2 separate regions of the Homo sapiens genome follow, and region 2 is linked to region 1. A link is a loop called in an ENCODE intact Hi-C map of the cell type or tissue named here. Cell type or tissue: dorsolateral prefrontal cortex. All regions are shown on one strand.

What was found. Peaks named below come from ENCODE experiments on the same cell type or tissue, not always from the same donor. Only the 100,000 strongest peaks of a DNase experiment are listed, where the experiment ranks them.
Region 2: a loop joins it to region 1, with 4 times the contacts of the local background. A loop is called at or near these places in 26 of 110 quality-filtered maps.

What each region holds. Positions count from the first base shown.
Region 1 is chr14:96,096,798-96,104,797 of GRCh38, forward strand. LOC124903374 (a long non-coding RNA gene) reads left to right here. Exons shown (of 2, transcript XR_007064321.1): 1 at 1-924; 2 at 1,844-2,236. Among named protein-coding and RNA genes, the nearest start is that of C14orf132, 61 kb to the left of the region's middle. RefSeq lists an enhancer at 163-664. In dorsolateral prefrontal cortex, CTCF peaks have their summits at 2,135 (motif pointing left), 2,344, 3,952 (motif pointing right) and 4,153; DNase peaks (open chromatin) are centred at 2,124, 3,454 and 3,964; H3K4me3 peaks cover 487 bases; H3K27ac peaks cover 2,896 bases.
Region 2 is chr14:95,556,931-95,564,930 of GRCh38, forward strand. No RefSeq gene overlaps it. Among named protein-coding and RNA genes, the nearest start is that of LINC02318, 13 kb to the right of the region's middle. RefSeq lists an enhancer at 742-1,241. In dorsolateral prefrontal cortex, CTCF peaks have their summits at 4,181 (motif pointing right) and 4,387; a DNase peak (open chromatin) is centred at 4,191.

The sequences.
Region 1 (8,000 bases):
AGAGTATTGTCTTGTCCCAGAAGTGCTTTTGGAAATAGCATCATTCATTCATTCATTCATTCATTCATCCATTCCTTCACTGAGTCTCTACTCTGAGCTGGACAGGCAAGGATACACCCTGGCTCCTGCCCCCACGGTACTCATGGTCCAGGCTCGAAGTCCCTGTGTCATGATCATGGTTGGGGCAGCAGGACCCAGTTCTCCCCTGAGATTAAGTCTCAGAAGACACCTGGTTAACCAGCCAAAGTCTGCATGAGGGTGACACTGGCTGGAGAGTGCCGCCCACAGGGAATGCTCAGGTGGTGCCTTATACCTCGTTGGAGCCTTCTGAGTGGGAAAGGCACCTCCCTGTGTGGCTCCTGCAGGTGCTGCTGGGGCCTAGCACCCTAGCACCTATCTCAAGAAGTCAGACATGGCTGCTGGGGCAGGTGCATGCTGGTCTTGGACTCTCAGCATCTGTTGTCACTCCTTTCGGTAAAGCATGCTATTTCCTCTTGGGGAGCCACAATCCGCAGTCTGTGTACTCGATCCCTCCTGGGCTTGGTAGCCTGAATGCCCCATGGTCACAATGATATGTGCAGGGTGTGTGCCTGGCTCTGGCCTGGGCAGTGGTGACCTTGCAACCCCCTGATCCCAGTGGCTGGGCCAGGAGTGATTACACAACCAGACAGATGCAGGCAGCACAGATGTCCTGACTTGTAAGCGAGCACTGGGAAGCAGTCTGCACGGGGGACCCTGTCTCTCTGCTGGAAGGAAAGCCAGGAGGATGTGCGCCTGTCTTGGCAGCTGCCATCTCACCGCTGTGAGAGAAGCTGCTGAGAGTGGAGGTGCAGCAAGTAGAGCCCAGAGATGGGAAGAAAGAGACTGGCTCCTGCTGGGTCTAACCGGACCCCTGTGGATCAAACCACATCTGATTCTCCTTATGTAAGCTGATCAATTCCCCGTCTACTTGAACCGGTTTGAGTTGGGTTTCTGCCCCTTGTCATAGAAGGGATGTTGGCGATACTCCTTCAGTGCACTCTGGCCTTCACCCCACATGGGGATGGCCACCCCCAGGTTGAGGAGCTCTAGGGGGCCGTCCTATTCATCCTCGGCCATCCTGGGCTCTCCTGCCTGGCTGCTGCCTCACTCTATCCCTGCTGTCACCCAGTTCCCTTTGTCCCTCGAAGCTTGAACTTTGAGTCCAGCCACAGGTTCAGCTTTTCTGGCTCGACACATTGTCCTTGGTTTTGGCCTTATCTGCTGGTTTCTGATGGCCTCAGATACTGTCCACCAATGAGGCTCAACACCTCGGACCTGACCCCAGAATTAGCCTGATCCTGCCTCCAAAGAATTACAATTTGTCAAACAAACTCCCTCCTCATTTTTGTTTCATGCCAGTAGAGTGGGGCGGGGGGCTGCCCCGGTACAGCCCTCTGTCATTACTGCTGCTCTGGGAAGCCTAACATCACCAACATTATGCATCCCACTTCGTAGTTTGCAGAAATCTTTCATGCAGTGGACTGAATATTTGTGTCACCCCCCGCAAAAAAATTCCTATGTTGAAATCCTAACCCCTAATGTGATGGTATTGGGAGGTGGGGAGGTCTTTGGGGGGCGATTAGATCATGAGGGTGGAGCCACATGAATGGAAAGTTCTCTCATCAAAGGGACCCCAGAGAGCTCTCTCGCCCCCATTCTGCCAGGTGAGGATGTAATAAGACGGCCCTCTGCAACCCGGAAGAACTCAACCTTGCTGGCACTTTGCTCTTGCACTTCCAGCCTCTAAAGCTGCAAGAAATAAATCTCTGTTGTTTCTCCAAGCTAAGACATCTCACATACATTTTCTAATTTGATCACACAGGAGCCCTGCAGTGCACTGCCCAGATGCCCTGGGAGGGCTGGTGCATTTTGGTGTGCCCCCCTCCCAGCAGCAGTGTGCCTTTGTCTCCAACTGCAACCCCTGCAGCCTGCCCTCTGGCTATGGGTCCAGCAGCTTTGCCCACACAGGAGCAGCCAGGAAGGCCAGGCAGTTTGCTCCCTTCCTCCTCCCACATGGTGGCACTGATGACAGGTGTCCCAGCTCCTTTGCCTCCAATGGGCTCTAACAACTTACACCCCGGAGCTCCCTGCAGGACCAAGCTGAGGCTGCCCCCAGCAGGACATTGCCTGAAACTGCTACCCTGGCTTTGCTTCCTGCAAACATCCCTGTTTCCCAGAAGCACTTCCTTAATAAATCACTTGCATTGAACCCTTATCTCAGGTCTGTTTCTGGGGAACACATTGAAAGAAATGGCCCTAACTCCCATGAGAGCTAGATATGTTCTTCTACATTTTACAGATCAGGAAGCTAATGCTCAGAGAGGTTAAGCAACCTGTCTAATATCACACAGCCAGTGAGTGACAGGGTAGGCTTCAAACTCAGTTCTTCTAGACCCCACAACCCAAGGCACTCCATCCTCCATTGATTAATTAGATGCCTGGGATTGCAATTAGCAATCAAGACTTCAGAAGCTGGACATTAACACCAGAGCCTTAGAGAGCTCTCTGCAGCCCAGAGTCATCGTAAACACTGGCCACAGCAGCCACAGCCCTGAGTCTCATCTGCCCTCTCTCCCGAGCCTTGTCCATCCTTTTTCTTGCTCTGTAAGCCAACCATGTGGATCCCAGGATGGAACCCTTCATGTCCATCCAGATAGCCCTGAAGAGGAGAAACACAGAGCCCCAGTTGCTGCAGGGTCTGAACCCAACTGTGACTGTTTCTACCCTGTGAAAAAGATACTTGTTGGGGGAAGGGGGGAGGGATAGCATTAGGAGATATACCTAATGTAAATGACGAGTTAACGGGTGCAGCACACCGGCATGGCACATGTGTACATATGTAACAAACCTGCACATTGGGCACATGTACCCTAGAACTTAAAGTGTAATTTTAAAAAAATAAAAAAAAGGAAAGAAATGAAACTGGTGAAAAAGGGAAATGTATAAACACATACTACAATGGCTGGCTCACTAACTGCAGTCGTCTGAGATACTGCAATGAACAAACTAAGTATTTTGAGACTTTCTGTCGAAAACTGTGATGGGTCACCATGATGGTGACCAAAGAGCCGAGATCCCGAGAAATTTCATTCTTCATACGTGCAGATGTACAAAAAGGACATCTCTCCATTTACTGAGGAAGTTTCAATGTTCGTACGTACGTGGGCAATACTTATACAAAATGTCAATATTGTGATAATGTGCTTTTGTAGAGTCAAATTTGCAAAAAAAGAAAAAAAAAAAGAAAAAGGTACTTGTTATGAAGCCACTGACGAAGGTTTTCTTATATCCATTCAAGGTTTCCCCACCTTGCAGTGTGCTTAGGGTTCCTTTTGTTTGGGGGAGGGGACAAGAACACTACTGGGCAAATGTGAACATGAAAACACCATGTGACGGATGACCAGTCAGTCACAGGCACGTGGCTGTGTGATGGCCCCATGTGACTCCTACTGGCTGGCTCCAAGTGCTGCTAGAAGCTGGATCAGAGGCGGAATCCTTGGTGGGCCGCTCAGAGCCGTGAGCACCCGGGCTCCCTTACACGCATAGGCCTGCAGCATCAGGGGGTCGTGTGAGCTGGGGCTGCCTTCAGAGGAGCTCGTGGCACGGCCGAGATGCCCTCCCTTCTCCCTTACCTACACTACCCTCCTCCCTACCTCCCTCCTCCCTACCTCCCTCCTCCCTCCCTATGCTCCCCTCCTCCCTACCTGGACTCTCCTCCTTCAAGGAGTATTGTTTGTCTGCACCTGTGCTGACGCTCAATTTTTGACTCCCTGGAGGAACATTCAAAATCCTGCCTTGCCCAAGAAACTCCAAAACATTTAATTTATTCCCAAAATTTGCCTCCGGGGCAATTACGAGTTACTGGGCCTAGAAAATCAGTCGGATGGAAAAATGCAGTGAGCCAGGACCAGCAGGGGTCAGTGTGGTATTAGGGATGGGAACAGACCCCGGCAGCCTCTGGGGTCAGTGGGTTGTCGCCCGCTGGTGGCTGCAAAGAAAAACAGAAGAAGCTCTGAGATTCCCCCCAGTACCTTTCAGGAACTCATGTTCCCATACGAGAAATAACCCACAAACCACGAGGTCCCAGAGAGGAAATTAACTGATAACTCCCTGGGATCACCCTGCCCCACCCCCAAAATAAATGCCAAGCAAACCTTCTAAGCCAGAAGCCAGACAGGTGAACAGGCCGAACCCGGTCCTCAGACCTCCTCTGATGGAACTGGGCATGGCTCTGATTTGTTTGAATAAAGCTTTGCATTGAAGTACAACATACAGAAAGAAAACTGTGTATACCGTTCAACAAATTTTGACGACGTCCTCATACTCCATAAATCCAGAAATGGGGCCAACAAGCGGAACATTCTCAGAAACGTCTTCAGCCTGCACCTTGTTGTGAAACTCACTTAAATTGGTTGCCAACAATAACAGTAACAGAAAATTTGGATTTCTGTTTTTTCTGGAGAAAATGGAAAGATTCACACAGCGGCTGCCTGCCCGTGCTTGGAACAGCAGTTCATGCCCGGCCCCCTAGCCCAGGGAAGAGGGGAGCCTGCCCTGTGCCCTCTGTTTTAAAGGCCCTCCCTGTCCTCCTCTTACATGGTCCTTCCCCACAAGGCAAGGACTCCAAAGGCCAGAAGACATGTCCACCTGGCTCTGTCCTCCCCCTTCTAGATCACACTTCTGTACTCAGGACCCCAGAATTCTGTCTGTGTTTGTATTTTTGAGAGCTGACTGCCATGGTTCAGGAGCAGCTGTCTGTGACATGAGGAAAGGGCATGTCCAAGATGTTCCAGCTGGCCGGGCGCGGTGGCTCACACCTGTAATCCCAGCACTTTGGGAGGCCGAGGTGGGTGGATCATCTGAGGTCGGGAATTTGAGACCAGCCTGGCCAACATGGAGAAACCCCGTCTCTACTAAAAATACAAATTAGCCAGCACATGGTGGTGGCACATGCCTGTAATCCCAGCTACTCAGGAAGCTGAGGCAGGAGAATCGCTTGAACCCGGGAGGTGGAGGTTGCAGTGAGCCAAGATTGCGCCATTGCACTCCAGCCTGGGCAACAAGAATGAAACTCCGTCTGTAAATAAATAAGTAAATAAGTGATGTTCAAGCTGTGGATGGGAAGACAAGGGGGGCAGACCTGGGGCCAGGCCCACTGTCCTGGGCTCCACACCCCAGCACAGCACCCTAAAAAGCCACTACTAGAGTTCACAAGAGAAACAGACCAATATAGTGTGTGTGTGTGTGTGTGTGTGTGTGTGTGTGTGTGTGTGTGTGTGTGTGTATGCGTGGGGTTGGGGGAGAGAGAGAGATTTATTTTAAGGAATAAGGAATTAGTTTGTGCAATTATGGGTCCTGGCAAGTAGGGCTGGCTGAAATTTGTAGGGCAGGCTGGTAGGCCAGATATTGCTGTCTTAGGTCCACATTCCACAGGGCAATTGCCTGGAATCTCAGGCAAAGTTTTTGTGCTTCAGTCTTGAGAATTCCTTCCTCCTGGGGGAAAGTCTATCCCCTGAGGCCTTCAACAGATTAGATGAGGCCCAGCCACATGATGGAAGGTCATCTACTTAACTCAAAGTCTAGTAACTTAAATGTCAATCACATCTAAAATATACTTGCACAGCACCAGCTAGGCTGGGTTTGACCAAATAACTGGGCCACCATAGCTTAGCCAAGTTGACATAAAAGTCACCATCACAGATTCCCAGAAGGCTATATTCAAACCCAGCCTTCCTTCTAGGGTGCAAAGGTGCATCTGTCCAGGTAAAAGGAGAGAGCATATTTTGCTCACAATTCATTAGCTGAATCATATCTTTAAAACGTTTCGACAAATGGCATGTTGTCCTGCATTTGTGCAGTAGCCCTGGACCAGCATGAGTTAATGGAAGCCTCCCTGAAACTCCAGGTTGTTCTATAGCAGCTGGCTTTAGCTTCATCTTGCCTGTCTGGCCCTGTAGGTGTTGTGTTTGCAACCCTAGACTTAAAGAATAACAGTTGGGAGAGGGATAGAGGGGATGAAATTATTAGCCAGGCTATTAATTTCAGACTGGTTCTAGTTCTGTGAATATTTATGAAATCCCATCAAAGTCACCCTGCCCCCACCTTTGTATTGGCTATGGTGGTGGGGGATGGGAGGTGAGGGATTACGATTCTGTTTCCTGGGAGTACAATGGAGGAACATCCTATGGATTTAAGGAGATGATGTCAGCAGCAGGCCTTACTCACAGTGTGTGCTCACAGACCCTAGCAATGATTGCCACTGTGGGGGCTCACTGCTCAACAGAGCAGCCCACCTCCCACTAACACCCATTCCCTCATGGTTGGAAGAGTTGGGCAGGGCCTCATCTGCCTTAGAGTTCTTTAGGGAGCACCTTTCTCCTTGTTTAGTATTTGGGAGGAGGCAAGAGAGAGGAAAGTGCACTAAGGAGAGGCCAAGTCTGGCCCACTGCCTGTTTTTATAAATAAAGTTTTATTGGAAACACAGCTACACCCATGAGTTTAGTCCTTGTCCATAGCTGTTTAAGTACTGCAATAGGAGCTGAGTCGTTGCAACAGAGGCCATATAGCCAGCAAAGTAAAAAATAATTACTGTCTGGCCCTCTATAGAAAACGTTTGCCAACCTCACCAGAGAAGGTAATTCTGAGAATTAGCCCTTCCTAAAGACCAGGCAAGGTCACCTGGCTAGTCCAGCAGGAAAGTCTCACTTCTTCACCTTCCCTTTTGTCATCTTTGGGGGCAGCTGCCCCTACGGAGCTTAGGAGGAAGCAGTTCGGTACACAGCTGGCACAGAGAAGGCAGCCCCACAATCATTTGTCCTATCATCCCATCTTTACCCCAAGTAGGTCACTTATCATTAGCCCTTGGGTTAACAGAGACAGACGGAAGCAGCCTTGGAAGCCACATATGGCTGCACAGTGACAGGTTGTCACTACACAGAGGCATCTGGCCCAGGGGCATCCAGGGGCTGACGTGCAGATTGTGCCACTCACCAAGCTGTGTACCCAGTGTGGGCCACCTGTGCCCAGAGGACAAACACCTCCTCTTAGTTTTCATAAAAGAACCCATGAGGCATATGAGCTAATGTGGTTGCCCTCCAGGGGCTGGGCTGGATATCCATCCTGGCTCTGACCTTGGGCAAGAGACACACATTATCTGAGCCTCAGTTTCCTCATCAGTAAAATGGGAGCAAGAGTAGCACTGTGCTAGGCTGATGAAGGCCCTCCAAAGATACCCCTTGAACCCATGAATATGTTTCCTTAGATGGCAAAAGGGACTCTGAAGATGTGACTAAGTCAGGATCTTGAGATGGGAGACCATCCTGCATTATCCAGGTGGGCCCAATGTCATCACAAGGGTCCCCATGAGAGGGAGCAGGGGGTCAGAGTGAGCTCTCAGAATGTGACAAAGGAAGCCAGAGGTTGGAGTAACGCAAGGAAGGGGCCACAAGCCCGGGGGTGTAGGCTGCCTTTCCAAGCCAGAAAAGGCAAGGAAACAGATTTTCCCCTGGAGCCTCCAGAAAGACCCAGCCCCACCAACACCTTGACTTTAGCCTAGTGAGACTAATTTTGGACTTCTAGTATCAGAACTATAAGGTACTAAATTGATGTTGTTTTAAGCACTAAATTTGCAGTCATTGGTGACAGCAGATGTAGGAAACTCTACCACAAGCACCTCCCCTAGAGGATCACTGTAGGGATGAACTGAGATGAGGCCTCTAAGCATCCGGTCCCTGGGGCACAGCTTGGAGCTCAGTAAGTGGGAGCCACTGCCACTCGGTCAATACTGGGGCTTCCGAACCTCTGCCCCTATCCACCTCCTGCCTCTTTCCGGCCCCAGGAACCTCCTGGGGGAAACGAGGAGTGACCTCTGACCACGTGAGGAAGGGAAGGAGACCATATGGTGGAGATTACAGTCATTGCATCCTCGGCCCCTTCCAGACTTGCCCAACCACGGGAGGCAGGCCAGGTGGCCGTGAAGT
Region 2 (8,000 bases), 540 kb before region 1:
TTCCCAATGGGAGGACTTTTGAAAACGTTTTGATAGTTTAAATATAAAAACCTTTATGGATGTGGATGACATAGTCAACTATATTAAATATATGGTACACCAACTATGTTAAATGTGTTTTAACACACGCTTAACATTTTACCAATGAGAGCATTGAGGAACAGAGAAGATGTGTAACTTGACCAGGGACACACAGCTGAAAAAGCGGAAGAACTAGAAAATATAAGGCCAGGCAATTGGCGCTGGAGCCCACAATCTATTAATTTAGCTACATTTAATATATCATCAAGTAATACATTTATTTACAAATGTTGCTTTTCTTCTCAGCTTGTGAAACAACTACTAAAATGCTCTGCTGGAATTTTCAGCATCAGTGTCTCTCATGACTGGAGCACTTTTTGAGCTCTGCCACAAGTTTCCAAGAGCAGCGCTTCTCAAACTTCTCAAACGTGATTGTGCATGTGACTCACCTAGGGATCTAATTCAAATGCAGATTCCTACCGCGCATGTCTAACAAGCTCCCAGGTGTCTCCGCTACTGCTGCTGGTCCACACACCACAGCATGAGAATCAACGTCAAGAGTGCCTTTCCTTGACTTTTTTGAGACAGGGTCTTGCTGTGTTGCCCAGGCTGGGGTGCAGTGGTGTGATCTCTGCTCACTGCAACTTCCGCCTTCTAGGCTCAAGCGATCCTCCCGCCTCAGCCTCCTGAGTAGCTGGGATTACAGGTGCACACAACCACGCCCGGGTAATTTTTTGGTATTTTTGGTAGAGACAGGGTATTGTCATGCTGCCCAGGCTAGTCTCGGCTGCCCAGGCTGCTCCCGAGCTCCAGCGACCCACCCGCCTTGGCCTCCCAAAGTGCTGAGATTACAGGCAGGAACCACTACACTCAGACTACCTTTACTTTTATTTAAGTTTTCTGAGCTGGAGCAGTTTTGAATCCATGTATGACCACTTCCATGAGCATTTTATCTTAAGCACATTAGGACACTGAATTTTTTTTTCTGTAGGTGTTTAACCATGGTCTCTATGATGTAACTACCCATCGATTTGCTTTTTAAAGTGATCTTTAAAAGGCTTGTTTACCGTATGAAAGAATGCTCAACATCACTAATCATCAGAGAAATGCAAACCAAAACCACAATGAGGTATCATCTCACACCAGCCAGAATGGCTATTATTAAAAAGTCAAAAAACAACAGATACTGGCCAGGCTGCAGAGAAAAGGAAACCCTTATTGGTGGGGATGTAAATTAGTTTACATTGTTTGGTGGGAATGCAAATTAGTTCAGCCACTGTGGAAAACAGTTTGGAGATTTCTCAGAGCATTTAAAACAGAACTACCATTCCACCTAGCAATCCCATTACTGGGCATATATCCAAAGGAAAATAAATCATTGCACCAAAAAGACACATGCACTTGTATGTTCATCACAGCACTATTCACGATAGCAGAGATATGGAATCAACCTAGGTGCCCATCAAAGGTGGATTGGATAAAGAAAATGTGGTATATATACACCATGGACTACTATGCAGTCATAAAAAAGAATGAGATAATGTCCTTTGCAGCAACCTGGATGCAGCTGGAGGCCATTATACCAAGTGAATTAATGCAGAAACAGAAAACCATATACCACATGTCCTCACAAATGGAAACTAAACATTGGGTACATATGGATGTAAACAAGGAAACAGTAGACACTGGAGACTACTAGAAGCGGGGAGAGGGAGTCGGGAAAGGGCTGAAAAACTACCTATTAGGTACTATGCTCAGTGATGGAATCATTCCTACCTCAAACCTCAGTGTCATTCAATATATCCGTGTAACAAACCTGCACATGTACCCTCCCAATCTAAAATAAAAGTTGAAATTATATATAAATATAAAAATATATATGTATATATAAATATAAAAATATATACATATGTGTATATAAAAATATATACGTGTGTGTGTGTGTATATATATATATATATTTTTTTTTTTTTGAGACGGAGTCTCGCTCTGTCACCCAGGCTAGAGTGCAATGGTGCTATCTCAGCTCACTGCAACCTCCACCTCCTGGGTTCCAGTGATTCTTTTGCCTCAGCCTCCTGAGTAGCTGGGATTACAGGCATGCACCACCACACCCGGCTAATTTTTGTATTTTTAGTAGAGACAGGGTTTCACCATGTTGGTCAGGCTGGTCTCGAACTTCTGACCTCGTGATCTGCCCGCCTGGGCCTCCCGAAGTGCTGGGATTATAGGCATGAGCCACCGCGCCCTGCCGAAATTCTATATTTTTTAAAAGGCTTATTTACAATGTCGTTCAACATTCCAGCTGGGATTACTAGCTGTATCTGGTTTAAACGTGTTTGGCCAAACAGCTCACCTTGAGGTCATTTCAGGCTAATGTGGCTTCCCCAGAAAGACTGTAGTTATTTAAACTAAAGTAATTGAAAGAGTGCCCAGTTATGTAAGAATCTGGAAAGATTAAACAATAAGCACCTATTCTTTTCAAGAGATAGTCTTGGGAAACGTGAATCTTGCTGATGCAGGCCTTTTGCTTACAGAACTCAGCTGGGCCATGCACTGGCTGTGCCCCAGCCCCCGTGGCTTCTTTCTCACGCTGTCAGGCTTGGACCCACCCTCTGCTCTTGTTCCTTCTCTTTGGAAATTCTTCTTTCCTACACATCTACCTTCTTCTCATGATTCAGATCTTAATTCAAAGAGGTCTTTTCTATTGTCCTGGCTGGAGAGCAAACCCCAGCTTATTCCACCAGAACCCCAGTCAGTATCATCTTTTTTTTGTTTTTTTTTGAGACGGAGTCTCACTCTGTCACCCAGGCTGGAGTGCAGTGGCATGATCTCGGCTCACTGCAAGCTCTGCCTCCCGGGTTCACTCCATTCCCCAGCCTCAGCCTCATGAGTAGCTGGGACTACAGGCGCCTGCCACCACGCCCAGCTAATTTTTTTTTTTTTTTTGTATTTTTAGTAGAGATGGGTTTCACCATGTTAGCCAGGATGTTCTTGATCTCCTGACCTCATGATCTGCCCACCTCAGCCTCCCAAAGTGCTGGGATTACAGGTGTGAGCCACCGCGCCTGGCCCAGTATCATCTTTTATTCTTCTTCCTTCTTCATGACATTTACCAATACCTAAAACGAGCTTGTATACAAATGCATGTATGTACACAAGCATGTATGTATATAACTACATGTGTGTGTGAGAGATGGTACAGCATGTTTACCTTTTGCCAGAATGCAACTTCCAAAAGGGCAGAAACTATGTCTGTCTTATTTTTCTAAGGGCTTAACACTATTTATTGAATAATTAACAAAAGCTCATTCCTTAGACTGTTTAGGATGCCATAACAAAATACTGTAAGCTGGGTGGCTATAAAACAACAGAAATTTTGGCCGGGTGTGGTAGCTCATGCTTGTAATCCCAACACTTTGGGAGGTTGAGGCAGGCAGATTGCTTGAAGCCAGGAGTTCAAGACTAGCCTGGACAACATGGCGAAAACCTGTTTCTACAAAAAATACAAAAATTATCCGGGTGTGGTGGTGCATGCCTGTAGTCCCAGCTTCTTGGAAGGCTGAGGTGAAGGGATTGCTTGAGCCCAGGAGGTGGAGGTTGCAATGGGCCATGACTGTGCCACTGCACTCCAGCCTGGGCAACAGAGCAAGACTCTGTCTCAAATATATATATATATTTCTCACAGTTCAGGAGGCTGGCAAGTCCAAGATCAAGGCCCCGGCTGATTTGGTGTTTAGTGAGGACCCACTTCCTCATAGCTAGCGGCTTCTTCCTATGTCCTTGCATGGTAGCAGGGATTAGGGTGTCTTTGCGGTCCCTTTTATAAGGGCACTAATCCCTCTGCTGAGGATTGCACCGTTACGACCTGATCACCTCCCATAGGCCCCATCTTCTAGTACCATCACCCTTGGGGTTAGTTAGGATTTCAACATAGGAATTTAGGGCAGACACAAACATTCGGACCACAGCAGGTTGCTTTTGGTTTTGTTTTCAATGCTAAGTGGATCAAATCCTTGCATAGTCTGAAATTTTACTCCAAAAGGTAAAATATCAGGCTAGCATTTCTTTGAGATGGCCTGTTCTAAATGCTTTTGTTCTGGTCTGACACAGTCATATCATGGGAAACCAGCAGATGGCGCTGCTTCTCCGGGAATGAGCCCCGTTATTGCAGGTGGCCTCCATCTGGCTCCCTTCTGCCTGCAGGTGCACTTCTTATGCTTCGCCACCACGCGGAGCCGCGTTCTGCACTCTCCACCTTCCCTAAGTAAATTCTCTATGTGAAAAACAAATCAGGGAGATTTCTCTATGTCCCCAGGTAGAGCCCGAGTCCCGTACATTCCACATTTTTTCTGACCTTGCATCCTTCCCATCATTTCAAGGGCCCGAGGGAGAGCGTTTGGGCTCCAGACAACACAATCATATCAGAAACGTCGAATGTGTCCACATCCATTTTTTTTTCTCTCTGGAAATGCTCCCTTTAATAGGCCAGAATAGGGCTTCGAGCTGTCCTAGAGAGAGGGGCAGGAATTTGGGCACTGAAGACCAGAATCAGAACCTGGCTCCCATTTACCTTGGACAAACCACTCAAGCTCTCGGAGCCTCAGTTTCCTCATCGGTAAAAAGGAGAAAATAATAGTGCCTCCTATCAAAGAATAAATAAAAGACATAGGTAATATAATAAGCCAATTAATTTGCTTATCTATGAGGGAAACAAATGATAGATTGACTTCTACATGGGTAGGATTTATATAGGAGACACAAGAGAGAGGGAAAAAGGCAAAAATTGAAAAATCCCAGACAGTTGGGGGTAGCCAACTTTGTTTTCCTTTCCTTAGTTGGGATGTGGAGTAGGTGGTATTCAAAGTATCCTCCCCTTGGGCTGCGGGTGGTCATCAAAGAAGGTAATCTCAATTGTTTAAGGACTCCCCAAGAGCTTGTGGGTTTGACTCTGCCATATTCAAGACAGGCTATCCCTGCGCTGTCTGTCAGGGTCCTTTGATAGCACCTTCATTTCCCACCTGACTGAAGACTCTAAGAATACACATGATATTGTGCTGGAAAATGTGACACGCCGCACACAAATTGCAATTTCCAAGTAGTTCATTGTCGAAAGCTGCTGCCAAATTGGTTGCCACAGCCAGACACCTGGAAACCCCATTTGCCTCCTTCTTCCAATCCAAACAAGTCCTGTTGGTATCTGCCCCCAAATATCTCTTGAATTGCATTTCTTCTCTCCACACCAACCCCTTACCATACCCCGTATTTCCTAACTAGCCCCACCTGTCCATTACCCGTGCTTAAGAAACCACACACCTGTAACTCATCCTGGATTCAACTATGCAGTGGTTCCCTTTGTGCCAGAAAGCTCAGGACGACCCCGGCAGTAGCTGCTGAGGCCCTGTGGCTCTGGGCCCACTCTGGTGATGTCTTCTTTGGCTGTCTGTGCTCCCTCACATTCAGCTGCTTTCATTCTCCTGCAGGCTCCAGGCTCTCTCATCCCTTGGGTCTAAAAAATGCTGTCCTCTTTGGGAGCTCATTCCCTCTCTTTGAACCTTCTCTCATCCAGATAAAAGTACTCATCCCATGGGGCTCAGCTGAAAACACCTGTCTCCGGGGAGGCCTGCCTGACCCCCTAGCATAGGTCACATCTCCCTATCCTGACGTGTGTCTCCTGGGTCCCCATCCCTTCACTATCTCAGCCCTTGGGAGGTCACTTGTCGCCTCCACTAGAATGAAAATTCCCAGAGGGACCTGGCATAGCCAAAGCAGTAGGAGTGGAGGGGGAAGGTGGAAGCTTTGCTTTGCTGTAAAATCAGGCTCAATGTGGCGTCTTCCTCCAAGTCTTGCCTGGTCCATCTAGATAAAACCTGCTGCCTCTCTCCTCTGAAATCCTACTCGCTCTGTATGACCAGCCCGACATCAGGCTTAGCTGTATGAGTGTTGTGAACACTACTGGATTGTAAGAGCTCTAGGAAAGCACCATTGCACAATGGTTAGGAGAATGGCTTAGGAGCAGCGAGCCTGGGTTCGAGTCCTGCACCCCTCCTATTAGCTGAGTGATCATAGGCAAAGTACACATGGCCTCAGAGCCCCAGGCTTTGTCATGGTACAGACGCACTCACAATACCTGTTGTGAGGACCAAGGACGTAACACATCAAGCCCAGCCCTGTGGGCACTTTCTGCAACAATCAGACTGATCACGGGCTGCCACTTCATTTGCATGGGGTGAACACCAAGTGGCCAATGGGAAACCTCCAGTGGGTGGGTACTTGGACCTCAGAAGATTCTGTAACAGGGCCCTTGAGCCGCTGCTCTGGTCACTCCCACCCTGTGGAGTGTACTTTCACTTTCAATAAATCTCTGCTTTCATGTCTTCATTCTTTCCCTGCTTTGCTGTGCATTTTGTCCAATTCTTTGCTCAAAATGCCAAGAACCTGGACAACTTGCAGTCAATATCCTTTACTGGGCCGGGCACGGTGGCTCACGCCCGTAATCCCAGCACTTTAGGAAGCCGAGGCGGGCGGATCACCTGAGGTCAGGAGTTCAAGACCACCCTGGCCAACATGGTGAAACCTCGTCTCTACTAAAAATACAAAAATTAACCAGATAGTGGATGCCTATAATCCCAGCTACTCGGGAGGCTGAGGTAGAAGAATTGCTTGGACCCAGAGGCAGAGGTTGCTGTGAGCTGAGATCGCGCCATTGCACTCCAGCCTGGGCGACAGATCAAGACTCCATCTCAAAACAAACAAACAAACAACAAAAAAAAATCCCTATTGGTAACAAACTGAGTGTGAAGCCTAGCAAAGGTACGCAGTAAATACTGAATGAGTGAGTGAACGAATAAAAAGAAAATCACAGCAAATCATCACTTTTATTTGGTGACTCAGTTCTTAATAACAGGCCAATTTTAAAAACTTAAGCTTAGAAAAAGAAGTGCCTTGTCTAAGGTCCTTGAGCTAGTTCCAACCCAATGGGGCCGAGACCTGCCGGTGGCTGCACACTTGCTGTTAGTTCTCCCCACGCTGCCATGTCCCCAGAAAGGACACCCGTGAGGCTGAGCTTTGCTGAGAAGGTGCCCGGGATATCTCATGGGCAGGGAGTGGTAGGGGTAGACCCTCCCAGTCCTTCCAAATGCCCGTGGAAATCTGCTGGCAGCTGCAAAGGCCTGGCCCAGACACCCTCAGAGATGTTGGTTAATGTGTGGGATTCAGAGGCCCAGGTGTCAGGGAAAATAAAGACAAGGATGCTGGCTGGCTGCCTTCCTCCTTGGCAGTTTGCAAAGTCAATGAGTCAATGTCCCAGAACAGGGCCTTTGGGGAGAAAAGTAGCCAGCTGCGGCTGTGTCCCTGCTGGGAGTGGCTTGCTGAGAACAGTCTTGCTAACCAGCTTCTGTTGGGTTGTGCTGTGTTTGTGGGGTCAGAGTGATGATGGTGTTATTGGCGTCACAAAAAACTGCATGTGGGGGTGCGGTCTGAGCCCCAGGGTCCAAGCTCACTGCTGTGCCGCCATGGTGATCGAGCATCGCGGGTTCCCCTCGCTGTGGGTTTGGGATCAGGCAGTACCTGGTATGGTGCTTGTCTCTTACTGTGAGACCCTGGGCAAACCTGCCCCTCCCTTCTACTCCACAGGCCTTTTCACCTGTCAGAGGGGAGAAGAGTAACATCTGGTTGGGCACAATGCCTCACATCTGTAATCCTGACACTTTGGGAGGCTGAGGAGGGTGGATTGCTTGAGCTCAGGAGTTCAAGACCACCCTGGGCCACATAATATGACCTTGTCTCTAATAATAATAAATAAATAAAATAAAAGAGTAGGCCAAGCACAGTGGTTCACACCTGTAATCCCAGCACTTTGGGAGGCTGAGGTGGGTGGATCACTTGAGGTCAGGAGTTCGAGACCAGCCTGGCCAACATGGTGAAAACCCATCTCAACTAAAGATTTTTAAAAATTAGCCAGGTGTGGCCAGGTGTGG